Regions from separate parts of the Homo sapiens genome. Here region 1 is linked to region 2. Evidence: chromatin contacts called from ENCODE Hi-C data. All regions are on one chromosome and are shown on one strand. The core of a region is the stretch at or near the end of the contact, and the rest is flanking DNA. Distances in the headings are between cores, read along the strand shown. Region 1 has its middle 95 kb from the start of PODXL. Region 2 holds the start of LINC-PINT (long intergenic non-protein coding RNA, p53 induced transcript).

Region 1 (6,363 bases), core at 82-2,581, 540 kb before region 2:
ACAAACACCCCTACGACACACACCCCACAACACAATGCACATATCACATAACACACACCACACATACACACCCCAATACACACCCCTACAACACACACCCCTACAACACAATTTACCACACAACTCACCACACATCCATACAACACATACCCCACAACACACACACACAGTACAACATACCACACAACACACATCACACACCCAACACAACACACAATGGACAACTCACCACACATACCCACACAACATAACACACAACACACACATCCCTACAACACACACCCACAATACAATGTACCAGACAACACACAACACACGCAACATACACACAACACATAATGCAACACATAAACCCTACACACACGTCACACAACACACACACAAATACACACCCCCACAACACATACCACTACAACACATACCACAACACACACACATCACACCACACACACAACACACAGCATACACACCCTACATATACAATACAGCACCCACACACAGCACACACAACATACACCACAACAAACACATACAGCACACACAAAACACATCACACACACACACACCCCACACACGCAGCAACTGCTCACTATCCCTCCACTTTGGGAGATGCTGGATTCTTCTGCCCCACTCCACACCCTGCTTATTCAGCCTCCAACCCCAAATGACCCCCCACAGCACTCCTCCCCTTAGTCTCCTGGTATCTACAAATTCCAAAGTGCCCTTCATCATCTTTTCCCAAACACGCCTGCCCAGGCCTTTCCCTCCCACTGTCCCCCCATCTCCACCGTCCACTCCTCATGAGGGAAAAATAAAACCTCCCCACAGCGGAACACTTTCTGCTTCGCCAGGAGTTTTCCCACCTGCTTTCCTTTTGACCGTCTCAACCATCCTAGGAGGAAATTATGAGGACTGCCATTAGATGAGTCAGAAAGCAGAGTCTGGGAGGCTGAGCTCCTTGCCCGTCCAGATGGGAGGACAGAGGCCAGCCTTCAGATCCCAGGGTGCACCTCTGCGACCCCCACATCCCACAACCAAACCTGCGTTCCACTCTACTCCCTCTCCAGACACACACCTGTCACCGCAAAGAAGCCCAGGTGTGATGGGAGGGACAGGTGAGGGGAATCGAGAGTCACTCCCCAGATGAGGCAGAGAGCCCCATTCCACAAGGCTCCATCTGCTTTTCCAGAAGTCTCTGCCCTGGAAAAGAGGCACTCACAACCAGAGCTGAATTCTCTAGGGCTGAATTCTCAGTCTTCTCTGCACAAAAGCAAAGAAGACTGAGAAAGTCACTTGCAACTTAGTGAATGGTCGTTTACTGCTGGAATTTGTCCCATGTGTTTATGACTCAGCACAGGGGCTCCAGGGACAAAGGTTCTCAACACCCTGGCCACACGAAATGGGAGCTAGGTCTCTGTGGGACTGAGGCCCCCTCCCCCCCTCCCCCCCTCCACAATTCCCAGCTTCAAGTTGTTTTAAGTACAGCAGAGGGACCCAATCCTCCTTTTGGAGGCAAGAGGCATCTGCATAAGCCCTGCCTGGATGTCATTTCTTCACCTGCATCCATAGCACCTTCAGGTGGCTCCTGTAGGGATGTTAAGAAGCAGTAATTAAGGCTGGGTGCCGTGGCTCACACCTGTAATCCCAGCACTTTGGGAGGCCGAGGCAGGAAGGATCACGAGGTCAGGAGTTTGGGACCAGCCTGGCCAACATGGTGAAAACCTGTCTCTACTAAAGATACAAAAAATTAGCTGGGCGTGGTGGCACGCACTTGTAATCCCAGCTAATCGGGATGCTGGGGCAGTAGAATCGCTTGAACCTGGGAGGCAGAAGTTGCAGTGAGCCGAGATCATGCCACTGCACTCCAGCCTGGGCGACAGGGCGAGACTCCGCCTCAAAAAAAAAAAAAGGCAGTAATTAGGACTGAACACCTAAGACAAGGGACAGGCAGAGGGTGGGGACAATTAACTCAGACACAGTGCAGGTCCTGGGGCTCAGGCCTCTTTCAGGTCAAACTCTGTTTTCAGCCCCCGGGGGCCTTCCTGACTTCCCACACGGAGCCCCTTACAGCCCTGAACCCACTTTAGGGTGGCTTTCAGACCTTGGGGTGTGGACACCTGCTCCTGGCCTTGGGGGGGCTTCTCTCAGGCTCAGCCTCCTGCCCAGAGCTAGGACTTAGGTGAGTCAAGTGAGCACCCAGGGCACAGATGTGCAGGGCGCTTCCTCTCGGGGCAGGTACTACAGCCTGAGCACCTCGCTGCCTCCTGCTAGCCCTGCTCCAAGCTACCCTTTCCCCTCCCATCCCTTCTTCCACCTCACACATCCATTTCTTCATCCCAAACGTGGAGATCACAAATCTCACACAGTGGGTGTGAGGCCCAAATGAAATGTCACCATTTCAAAAATGCAGGAATGTTTGTTCATTTTTCTTATTTCTATCTTTTGAAATGCTTCCCAAAGCAGTAGAGGTTCCTAGCTGAATCCTTCATTCAGAACGTGTAAACATGGCCAAGGAATGAGGGCTTGTTCTGGTGGAACAACCGTGTTCTTGGGGGTCAGGGAGGCGGGAGGAACAAAGACCTTTTCCACCTGCAATGGAGGTTCCCGAAAGTGTGAGAACTTCCTAAAGACCGTCACCTAAGACGTTAAAACAGTCCCTGGAGTTCAGTGGGTGTGCAATAATGGCCAGTAACAGCATAGTCCGAATCCAGGCTGGACACATCACACAACAGATGCGAGGTACCCCATGCTAAGATAATGTGGCATAAGAAACTGTGGTCTCGGCCAGGCGCGGTGGCTCACGCCTGTAATCCCAGCACTTTGGGAGTCCAAGGCAGGTGGATCACCTGAGGTCAGGAGTTCAAGACCAGCCTGACCAGCATGGTGAAACCCTGTCTCTACTAAAAATACAAAAATTATCCGGGCATGATGGCGTGTGCTTGTAATCCCAGGTACTCAGGAAGCTGAGGCAGGAGAATCGCTTGAACCTGAGAGGTGGAGGTTGCAGTGAGCCAACATTGCGCCCAAAGAAAAAAGAAAGAAAGAAAATGTTTTCTTTCCACACAACAGAACTTGATGCAGCTGTGGAAAGGAAGGAAACCTGCTACCTGCCACAACACAGAAGAACCTTGAGGTGAAGTGAATGATTACACATATGTCCATGAAAAGATTCCCCTTACTTAAGGGATCTAAAGAACTCAACCTCACAGCAACAGAAAGTAGGATGGCGGTTGCCAGGGGCTGTGAGGAAGGGAAATGGGGAGTTGTTCTTTAATGGGTACCATGTTAGCTTTGCAAGATGAAAAGTTCTGGAGATTTGTTGTATAACAATGTAGATATACTAACACTACTGAACAGTGTAGATATACTAACACTACTGAACTGCACATGTGAAAATGGTTAGGAGGGTAAATTTTATGTTACGTGGTTTTTTACTACAATTAAAAATAAATGAGGGCCAGGCGCGGTGGCTCACACCTGTAATCCCAGCACTTTGGGAGGCTGAGGCAGGTGGATCACATTGTCACGAGTTTGAGACCAGCCTGGCCAATATGGTGAAACCCCGTCTCTACCAAAAATACAAAAATTAGCCAGGCATGGTGGTGGGAGCCTGTAGTCCCAGCTACTCGGGAGGCTGAGGCAGAAGAATCGCTTGAACCCGGGAGGCAGAGGTTGCAGTGAGCTGAGATCGAGCCATTTGCACTTCAGCCTGGGTGTCAAAGAGAGACTCCGTCACAAAAAAAATAAATAAATAAAAAATAAAAAAAAAAGTCCAGGTGTGGTGGCTCATGCCTATAATGCTAGTACTTTGAGAGGCTGAGGTAGGTGGATGGCTTGAGCCCAGGAGTTCAAGACCAGCCTGGGCTACATAGGGAGGCCCCCTCCCCGACTCCCATCCCTACAAAATATTTAAAATTAGCCAGGTATGGTGGCATGTGCCTGTAGTTCCAGCTACTCAGGAAGCCCAGGGAGTCAAGGCTGCAGGGAGCCATGATGATGCCCCTGCACTTTAGCCTGGGTGACAGGAGACTGCCTCTAAAATAAAGAAATATAAACTAAGAATGAATGATGAGTGAATGAATCTGAGTGAATGGGGACCCAAGCACAGAGTTCGAAATCTGAGACGGATCAGCCGAGAGCATCCCTCCCTCCACCGCCCCACAGTTTCACCCAGCTGAGACCAAGTTTCCACAAACAACCAAGCCAGTTTCAAAGGGGAAAGGAAATCACAGGGACCATGTGGAGGAGGTGGAAGGAGTTTGTTTAGATGATCGTTGTAAGAATTTCTGAGTTCAAGGTTTGTCATGTGCGCTGCGTTGAAGGCCATTTTAAGCGTCAACTCAGTGAATCCCTCCTTTCCAGGCACCTCCAGCACAGCCCCCAAACTGCAGGCACCCGCTCAGTGCTGGGCACACCCTCGCCGAATGATTTTGTCTGAGCCTTGGCCCCCCACCACCCCACGCAGGCCTAAAGCACACACAGCCAGGGATCCCCGGCAGGATTCCAGTTCCAGAGTCCTCGGTAGCATCTACCCAGGGAGCAGCCAAGACAGCCAGCATCCCCAGGTGACTGCACGCTTTCTGCCTACACCCTCCTGAATCTACTGTACTCAAACGTGGCCTCGTCACCTGGATGTTAAGACAGCAAGAACCCTGGCAAAGTGGGAACCAAGTGGACCTATCAGGAAGACAAGTGATGATGGCATTTCTGACCCCATGGGCAAAAGGCTTCTGTGAGAGCTTGCAGAGGCAAGCGTGTCAAGGCAGCCAGGGCTAGAGATGGAGGCCAAGCATCATCGCCCATGGCCTAGTTCTACCACTTTAAAAGGAAATGCCTCCCCAGCTCATGATACATGGCAGGCACTTTGCACAACTTATCTGATTTTGTCCGGGTGACCACCCTAAGGTGGCTGCTAATGTTCCATCCCAGGAGGCTCCAAGTTGTTGACTGGCTTGCCAGAGGTCAGGCAACCAAGGAGGGGTGGTGGCAGGATGGGAAGTTAAGCCTGCCTCTGAGGAGCTAGCACTGTCCCCCATCCCCCACCTCACTGTCCAGCACTTCAGCAGTCAGCCACGGGGTCCAGGGCCTCTGCGTGGGGACATCACCAACTCAGCTTCCCAGACGAGCTCAGGCTCAGCTCCTAAGAGCCTCCTCCTTCCCCAACCCTTGGCATAGAAAGTGTTAACGTGAGCGTCACAGCCAAACTCCTAACACCTGTTCCCTAACTCTCTGCATTTCCCAAACCCCACTGGTTTCCAAACCAGTCCTGGGCCTTAATTCATCATGCACCTTTTTAAACTTGTAATTGTAAATGAACTTTTCCTTCCTGCCTTTCTAGCCTCAGGTCACCCCAGTCTTTTGGAAAAAGTGACATCACACTTTGCATCCTTGCCTGTTGGTCAATTTCTTCTGTTCCAGCTCTGAGTTTTTGGCAATTTTTCTCTTTTCTTCCCTTCCTTGGACTCTCCTTGCTAACCCTTCAATTGTTTTGTAATCCTCCTCAGAGCATTCCTACTAGGAACATATTTACACTCCTCAATCTCTTGTTTTCACAGAAGAATAACACAAAAGCAAACACCACAACCACCACAATCAAAGCAGATAATTCCCAAGCTCTGGAAGCAACGCCTTTAAAGAATGGAGTCAGGTTTGATTTTGGGTGGGGGTGGGTCGGTGGAGGGTTGGGGCAGAGGAGGAGACATTCCTGGCTTAGGAGCAGGGAGTTTAGGGTTATCTCAAAATAATTGCACTTAAAAGTGGTTGCTTCACTTCAAAGGAGCTTTTAGGGCTGATGTGGGCTCTGGCCATCAGAGCCTGTCCACCGAGCATGCAGTAAAAATGTGAGAAAGAACAGAATCAGGGCCCCACCCTCCACACTACCCTGGGTCCCACACAGACAGCCAGGCTGCCAGGGCAGATTCCAGAGCTCTTTACAGGCATTACTGTGAATCTCACCTCCTCGCAAGATAGCCTCTTTTGTGGCAAAGGGAGAAACTGAAGCAGAGGGCAGGTGGTACCCAGTCCTCATGAAGCAATGAGGACTCTGGGCCACCCTGGACCTATCTCTCTTCCCACCCCCCGCCCTCCCACCACCCAACAACAACCCCTCACCAGGCTTCCTGCCTCACTTGGTGGCTTTCACACATGTCCCAGGCTGTGGGGGACCGTGGTGGTAGAAGGGGCTTCTGGAGAGACCCAGTGTCCAACGGGGAGACCATCATCACACACACAAGCCCCATGCCTCCGAAGGGCCAGGCCTCTGGGTTGATTGTCAAGAAGCAATTAGAAAAAGTAATGATGGACAACCTTTAGTGAGCACTTATGCTAGGGATTTGGCTTCACACCAAGGGCATTTTTCTCCTT
Region 2 (5,911 bases), core at 481-2,980:
AGGCTTTACATTTCAAGGATTGTTTCTCAAATGGCAACTGGCAGTCTACTCCTCAAATGATGACGTTTTCCACAGGAATTACAATTTAATTGGAATATTTTGTTTTCAATGGGAAGCAAAGATTTCTTTCCAAGAGGATCAGTTTGATAATGTTTTACCAGCTAGTGCTACGAGACCAAATATAAACCAGTTCTGAGAAACAGGAAGTGAACTGACTGGTCTAGTCTGAGTGTCCCTGGCAGTGACGCAAATACAGAAATCAAATTAGGAAAACAAGATATGTGGGTGTGAGGCAATCGATAATAATCCAGGATGCTACAACATAAGCAAGAATGCCTTTAACCCGATGCCATTCATTTTAATAACACCCTGAGCAGTTTGATTTCCACGGAACACGCTGGTGATTAGAGAGCAGCAGGAGCTTGGGTTCCCTAGCAACAGCATGTGCTTTTGAGACAGTCATTAGCCTTTCAGTTAATCCCATCAACCCCTTACCTCTAAATGTATGACTGACATAAAAAAAATGATGTTTTAGAAAGTGCTTTGAAATTTCCAGGAGTGCAATGGAAGGGAATAATCATAATTAAAAAGTTGTCTGGAGAACTACACTCCAGTGAAGGAAGTAATGTTCCTACGTGCCAAGCCTGTCCGTATATTTCCCTGCTCTCAGTTGTAGGTTTCTGAATCCCCTGTGGCAAAGGGCAAGGGAGGTGAAATTGTTCAGAGTTTCAGGCAGTCTTCTCACCTAAAGTGAGTAGTATTGCAATGTCTCTTGGAATCATGGCTCTGAAGATGAGGAGAGAAGCGGGATGGGCAGTTTGTGTGGTGAGGAGGCTGGCTGCAGGTAGGCTGGGAGGGAATGTCACACATAGTTTTCTTTCTCCTTTAAGCCGAATGAGGTATGCTGGTCAAAGGAACTTGGGGAAGGAGGATGGTGAGGGGAATGAAGTTCTTCTTCCTATTGATTGTTTTGTTGCACCAGAGGCTGTTTGTCCAAGGCCACTGGCCAAGAGCATTATTTTCGTGGCTAAAGTGAGGTTGGGCAGGTTTCCCATCCCTTTCACTAGTTTTGAACAAGACAACCCAGAAAGCGCAGCAAGGCTCTGGGAATATGATGTGGGTTGGCTTTTCCTACTCAGCTGCACCTTAAAGCGCCAGGCCGATGGGCTGATACTTCTCAAACCCTGAATCATTGCCTCCAGCTCTGTCCTGGGTTCAGGATGCACCACTCCACCCTCTGTGTAGCTTGGGGTCAACTTCGGGGCGTCACTCCAATAGTAATTATTGCTGCGTTTGGCTGGACATCCTTATTACGGCCTGGGTCCCTCTCAGCTGGAAACTGGGCTCCTTCAGTTTGGCTGGGGTGACTTCTAGCACTTCCCGCCGCCCCACCTTACCCCCCTGCGCGCTCCCTTCCCAAGGCGACCACCTGCACCGCCCCACTTACCATCTGCCCCGCGGGGAGGGCCCCCCGGGCTAGCGGAGCCCTCCCTGCTCCCGGGCGGCTCTGGAGGAGCTCGGTGTTTGCCTCTAGCCCTTCGCTACCGGAGGATCAGGTTCCTCCCCTCCTCCCCCTCCAGCTCCGGCCGCCGCCGCCGCCGCCGCCGCCTCCTTCTTGCATGACACAGCAGAACCGCAGCTGCTGCAGCAATTTCAAGCCATCCGCCCAGGAAGCGCCGCAACCGGGACTCGGGAGGGGTGGAGGGGGCGAGGCAGAGGCCGCGGCCCCAGGGGATCCTTGGCCCCACTGTGCACCACACACTCCTTTCCCAGCCCAGGGGCACGCGAACAAAATGAGGCTCAAGCTGACCAGGCCGAGCCGGAGGAACGCTGGGGCTTGGCAGCAGAAGGGATGGGACCAGAGAGAAGGGTGTGGAGGAGACCCCAGTGAGGGCCAGGACATTTCAGGTAAAGAGAGGTAAGAAGAGGCCCAGAAGTCAAGGGCCAGACTGTGAAGGTGATTAGAGGTCAAAAGAGGTAAGGAGGTAGAGTTGCAAAGAAGAGAGGCCGAGCTGGGAAGGGCGTGGGGGTGGGGGTAGCTGCAGGGGAGGGTGGGGGGTACAGTCTTTGGGGAGGCCCGAGCTGAGCCCCCAGGCAGAAAAGGGGCTGAGTTGGGAGGCAAGGGAGGTAGGAGGAAAGGGATGAAAAGAATTAGGCATGAGATAGGAAGGTAAAACTTGGGAGAGATATTATAGAATTAGAAGGGTTGGAATGGAGCTCATTCATCATGGCTGATGAAGTAAACTGATGAGGTGGAGAGAGACAGAGTCAAGGCAAGGCCAAACGAAAAGATCTTCCATCCCACTCTTCAGTTTCTTGCGAAGTTTTTCTTGATTCCGCCAATCCACACAGTTTCCTTTATAAAATGGAAAAGCATGAACTAAAAAACCCAGAAATAGCTATCTGGCTTAGATTTACAGGATAAAATCTCCATGTCTGTAAAAACTTTAAGGCAGAAATTTGGGATTTATGGTACAAACCCTTTAAGGGACTGTGAGTCAGTAATACCCACAGCACTCAACATTGTGAGTTTCCACACATCCCTGGACTTGAGTGAGTCTTTCCAAGTGTTTGTTAATGGTACAAATGATGACAAAATTAGTGGTTCAAAAATATTAAAGTGCACATGCTTTTTGCTTTCTCTATGTATACAGAGATTACATATATGTATACTTTCTAGCGTCTAGCAAGTATGGTATGGCTAGGGATAATTATGTTTTTCTGATTATTTTGTTTCCCATCAAACACCCCACGAATTTTACAGCAGACCGCCTTCTTGTCACCATTTGAAAGAATGTGGTCAGAAAAGTAATGCAAAAACTGCCACTTTGGTTTTGTCTGTACCTTCCAGGTCATATCTCCGTACCTCACTTCCTGACACAAACAAGTTTTCACTGTTGTCAGCAACAAAGCCCTAATATAGCTGCGGAAGAGAAAAACTGCATTGCATTTTGCCTCCTGCAAGCATCATCAACAGTTACTGGAGGAACGTAATTCCAGAAAGCTTGAAAGCCGTGGTGATGGTAATTATGTATCAAATGCCTGGTTCTATTTCTGTTATTATTGTTTTGTCATTTCTGTTTTCCCAGCGATCTGACTGAACTCGCAGAGGGACAAATCCAGTTTTTCTTTTTGACTTTTGTCAAACTAAATCAGGCCTGATAGAAAACTCATTGCTCTCCGGGGAAACAAAGTAGGAGCCACGAAATGTCATTTTAACAGAGCGTGGGTTTGGTGACTGTAGGAAAGGATTTGAGGACGCTCCTTCTGTTCGGCTTCCTATGTCATGAGCACAGGCTCCACGCACGCACAGACACCACGGCTCCCGGATGCTGTGGCTCCCCGATCGGGGCTCCTGCAGCGCCAGAAGCCCCTCCGGGATGCTTCGAGGGGCTCCCGGTGGGTGGAGGTACGGACGCCGCTGCGGCCGCCGCCGCCAGTCCTGCTGCTGTTGTTGCTGCTGCAGTCACGTGGGAGCCCCTTTAAGTTTCCATAGAGAGGCCTCTCTGGTGTCACATGATGGACATGATATAATGAAACAACATTGTGGAGAGGAAAGCATTAGGGGAGCCCACGGCTACAAAAACAAGTGAGTGAGAAGAGGTGGGAGGAAGAGAAACTACGCCACCTCCCCTGCAGCCGAGTGCACGCAGCAGCCTGGCGTGACAAGTGGGCGACGCCGGGGGGCAGGGAGCCGGGGTCCTTGGCCCTGGCCGGGGACCCCACCGCCCACCGCGCGGAGGACAACTTTTAGCCGGCAGCCCAGACCAGCGCGGCACCTGTCTCCGGAGTCTCCACCGCTCCTCCCGATTCATCCCAGGGAAATTCTCAAGAATACGCTCTACAAATCTACGTGCGCATCATTTTCACCTCGCGTCGCGCCCGGGAGGAAGGAACGAGGCAAGGAGCTAAAGCAGCGTGCGTTCAGCCCTGGGGTAAGTTCGTCGGGTGGGGAAGCCGGTCCCGCAGGACTTTGGGATGGGAATTTTGCTCTCCTTTGCGATCTCAGGGCGTGAAGAAGGCGTCCCCTCCGCTGCCGGCGGAGCTGATCGGCTGGCTAGTCAATTTCCCCTTAGCACGCCCCGTGCGCCCACCCTCGCTCAGCCCGGGGCCCCCTCGCCGTCCCCCGGAAGGGGTCTGCGGTTCCTGGCCAGGACGTTCGGAAGGCGAGCGGGGGAAGGTAGGGCTGTCGCGGGAACCCGGCTTGTGAGAGCGATTTCGCCATGTTTGTGTTGCTAAGAGCACTTTTTCCCCTTTGCTGTGGCTTGATGCCACATGGCTCCTCCGGAGCTGCTGCCGGGCTGAGAGAGTGTTTTTTTTTTTTTTTCAATGTCCGCATTCCAGCTAATGTTGCGCAGATAAAATTCAAACTTGAGGTAAACAGAAGAAGAGGAGGAGGAGGAGGAGGAGGGGAGGGGGGAGGAAGGGGGGACTGTTTCCATTTCGAGATCCCACCTCTTCCCTCCGCGCAGCCCAACATCCCGAACCTAGAGACAACTCTTGCCTTTCTCCCACGTCCCCCACCTTTGCTGTCAACAAGAAATAAAGGCGGGGCGGGGGGGGGGGTTGGAGGTAGGGGGTGGCGTGCTTATTAATTAGAAAGGACGCGGTGTCTCGGTTCTCCACTGGAATCAGCAACTCCCTGGAACTCGGGCCTCTGGCCCCGTCCCTCTTTTCTCCGGCAGGGACGCAGGATGCCTTGGTGCACTCTAGAGACGGGGACCGGAGGGTGCAGCGCGCCTGGGTGGGGCGAAGGGCGCCGGTCTCCTCACGCCCTCTGACTTTAGGATACCAGACAGTGTCTCTTCAACCCCACCCCAGGCGCAGGTTTCCAGAAGGCGGGGTGGGTGGGGCCCCCGATTTCCAGAAGGCGAGTTACCTAGCAGGTGTGTGGGGTGGGCATTGCTATTCGGTAAGTCTGTTGCATGGGGTAGGATGACGTGGGGAGCTTAAAAGCTTTAAAGCCAGCGCAAAGGTAGAGCTGCGTCTGCTGTTTTTGTTTTTTTTTTTTTTTCCCTGTGTCTGTGGCAAATTAAGGAGAAAAATCAAGACGTTCCCTTCAGTCCTCCCTCGGTGTTAACGTCTGCTCCAGCTCGCAGCCCGCTGCTGGGTGAGTGGCGACATCAGGGCGAGGGTGAGCTTCGTCACGGGGAAAGCTGGAGGCTCCTGACAGCTCGTAGCCGTCCTCCCCTCGCCCCGCCCTAGGCGGAAGGTGTGGGTTGGGTGGTCCGAGGAGGGTGACGTCCAAGGTGGGGTGGGCACAGGCTCGGGATCCCTCGCAGCGCTAGGGGCCGCAGCCCCGGTCGCCGGGGAGTGCCATGGCAGGGAGGCGGCAGCCACGTGAGGGGTCTGCGGAAGCGCCGGAGCTGAAAGCTGGGGGCGAAGTGCGTAGCAGAGTCGTGACGGGGGTGACACGCAGCAGCCGGGGGCGGCGGGCCGCCGGAGCCGGGCGCCTCCCACGCAGGGCCGGCGTTCCCCGCCGCGGGTGGGTGCGCACTCGCCGGCCCTCTCCCGGGAGACCGTTTCCGGGAGCGGGCGCTGGCGGGGCGGGGCCGTGGCGGTAAACAGGGTGGTGCCCTCTGCCCTCCCGCCCCCGGCCTGCCGGGGCGCGCGGCCGGCGGTGCCCGGGGCGGTGGAGGCGCGGTCGCGGCGCCGGGCAGCGGGGGCGCGCCCGCTCTCTGCCGCCCCCGCGCGCGCCCGCCGCCGCCCGGCCGGCCTCCTCTGTTTTTGTTTTGATGGAGCCCGCGTGCAGCTGGCGCGTGTCGAGTCACGTGCCGTGGGCGGGAGGGGGCCGGGGCGCGGGAGGCGAGGGCGCGGTGACACGGGCCGGAGGGGCCTGCGCCCGCGGAGGGCGCGCGAGGGGGCGTGTGGCCCCCGATGGAGCCCTGCCGCGCGGGTGCCCCGGCGCTGG

Evidence for each region. A loop is a pair of places that touch in the nucleus more often than their neighbours do. Pooled maps may share reads with other maps.
Region 1: a loop to region 2 is called in a map of IMR-90, with 11 times the contacts of the local background. The contact joins the enhancer-like site here to the promoter of LINC-PINT in region 2. A Hi-C loop is called at or near these places in 3 of 168 maps with a recorded cell type or tissue (IMR-90, endothelial cell of umbilical vein and head of caudate nucleus) and 11 of 50 pooled maps.

What each region holds. Positions count from the first base shown.
Region 1 is chr7:131,648,160-131,654,522 of GRCh38, reverse strand. No RefSeq gene overlaps it. Among named protein-coding and RNA genes, the nearest start is that of PODXL, 95 kb to the right of the region's middle. RefSeq lists enhancers at 1,524-2,091, 4,592-5,295. Within about 2 kb of position 1,331, at least 2 of the 41 ENCODE cell types and tissues checked have a DNase peak (open chromatin) inside an H3K27ac peak, as active enhancers do.
Region 2 is chr7:131,105,744-131,111,654 of GRCh38, reverse strand. LINC-PINT (long intergenic non-protein coding RNA, p53 induced transcript) reads left to right here and starts at 1,730. Exons shown (of 8, transcript NR_170176.1): 1 at 1,730-1,918; 2 at 2,852-3,935. It also overlaps a transcript of MKLN1 not described here. RefSeq lists silencers at 165-224, 1,375-1,524, 1,605-1,654, 3,712-3,771, 3,792-3,841 and 2 more and enhancers at 1-483, 2,878-3,729.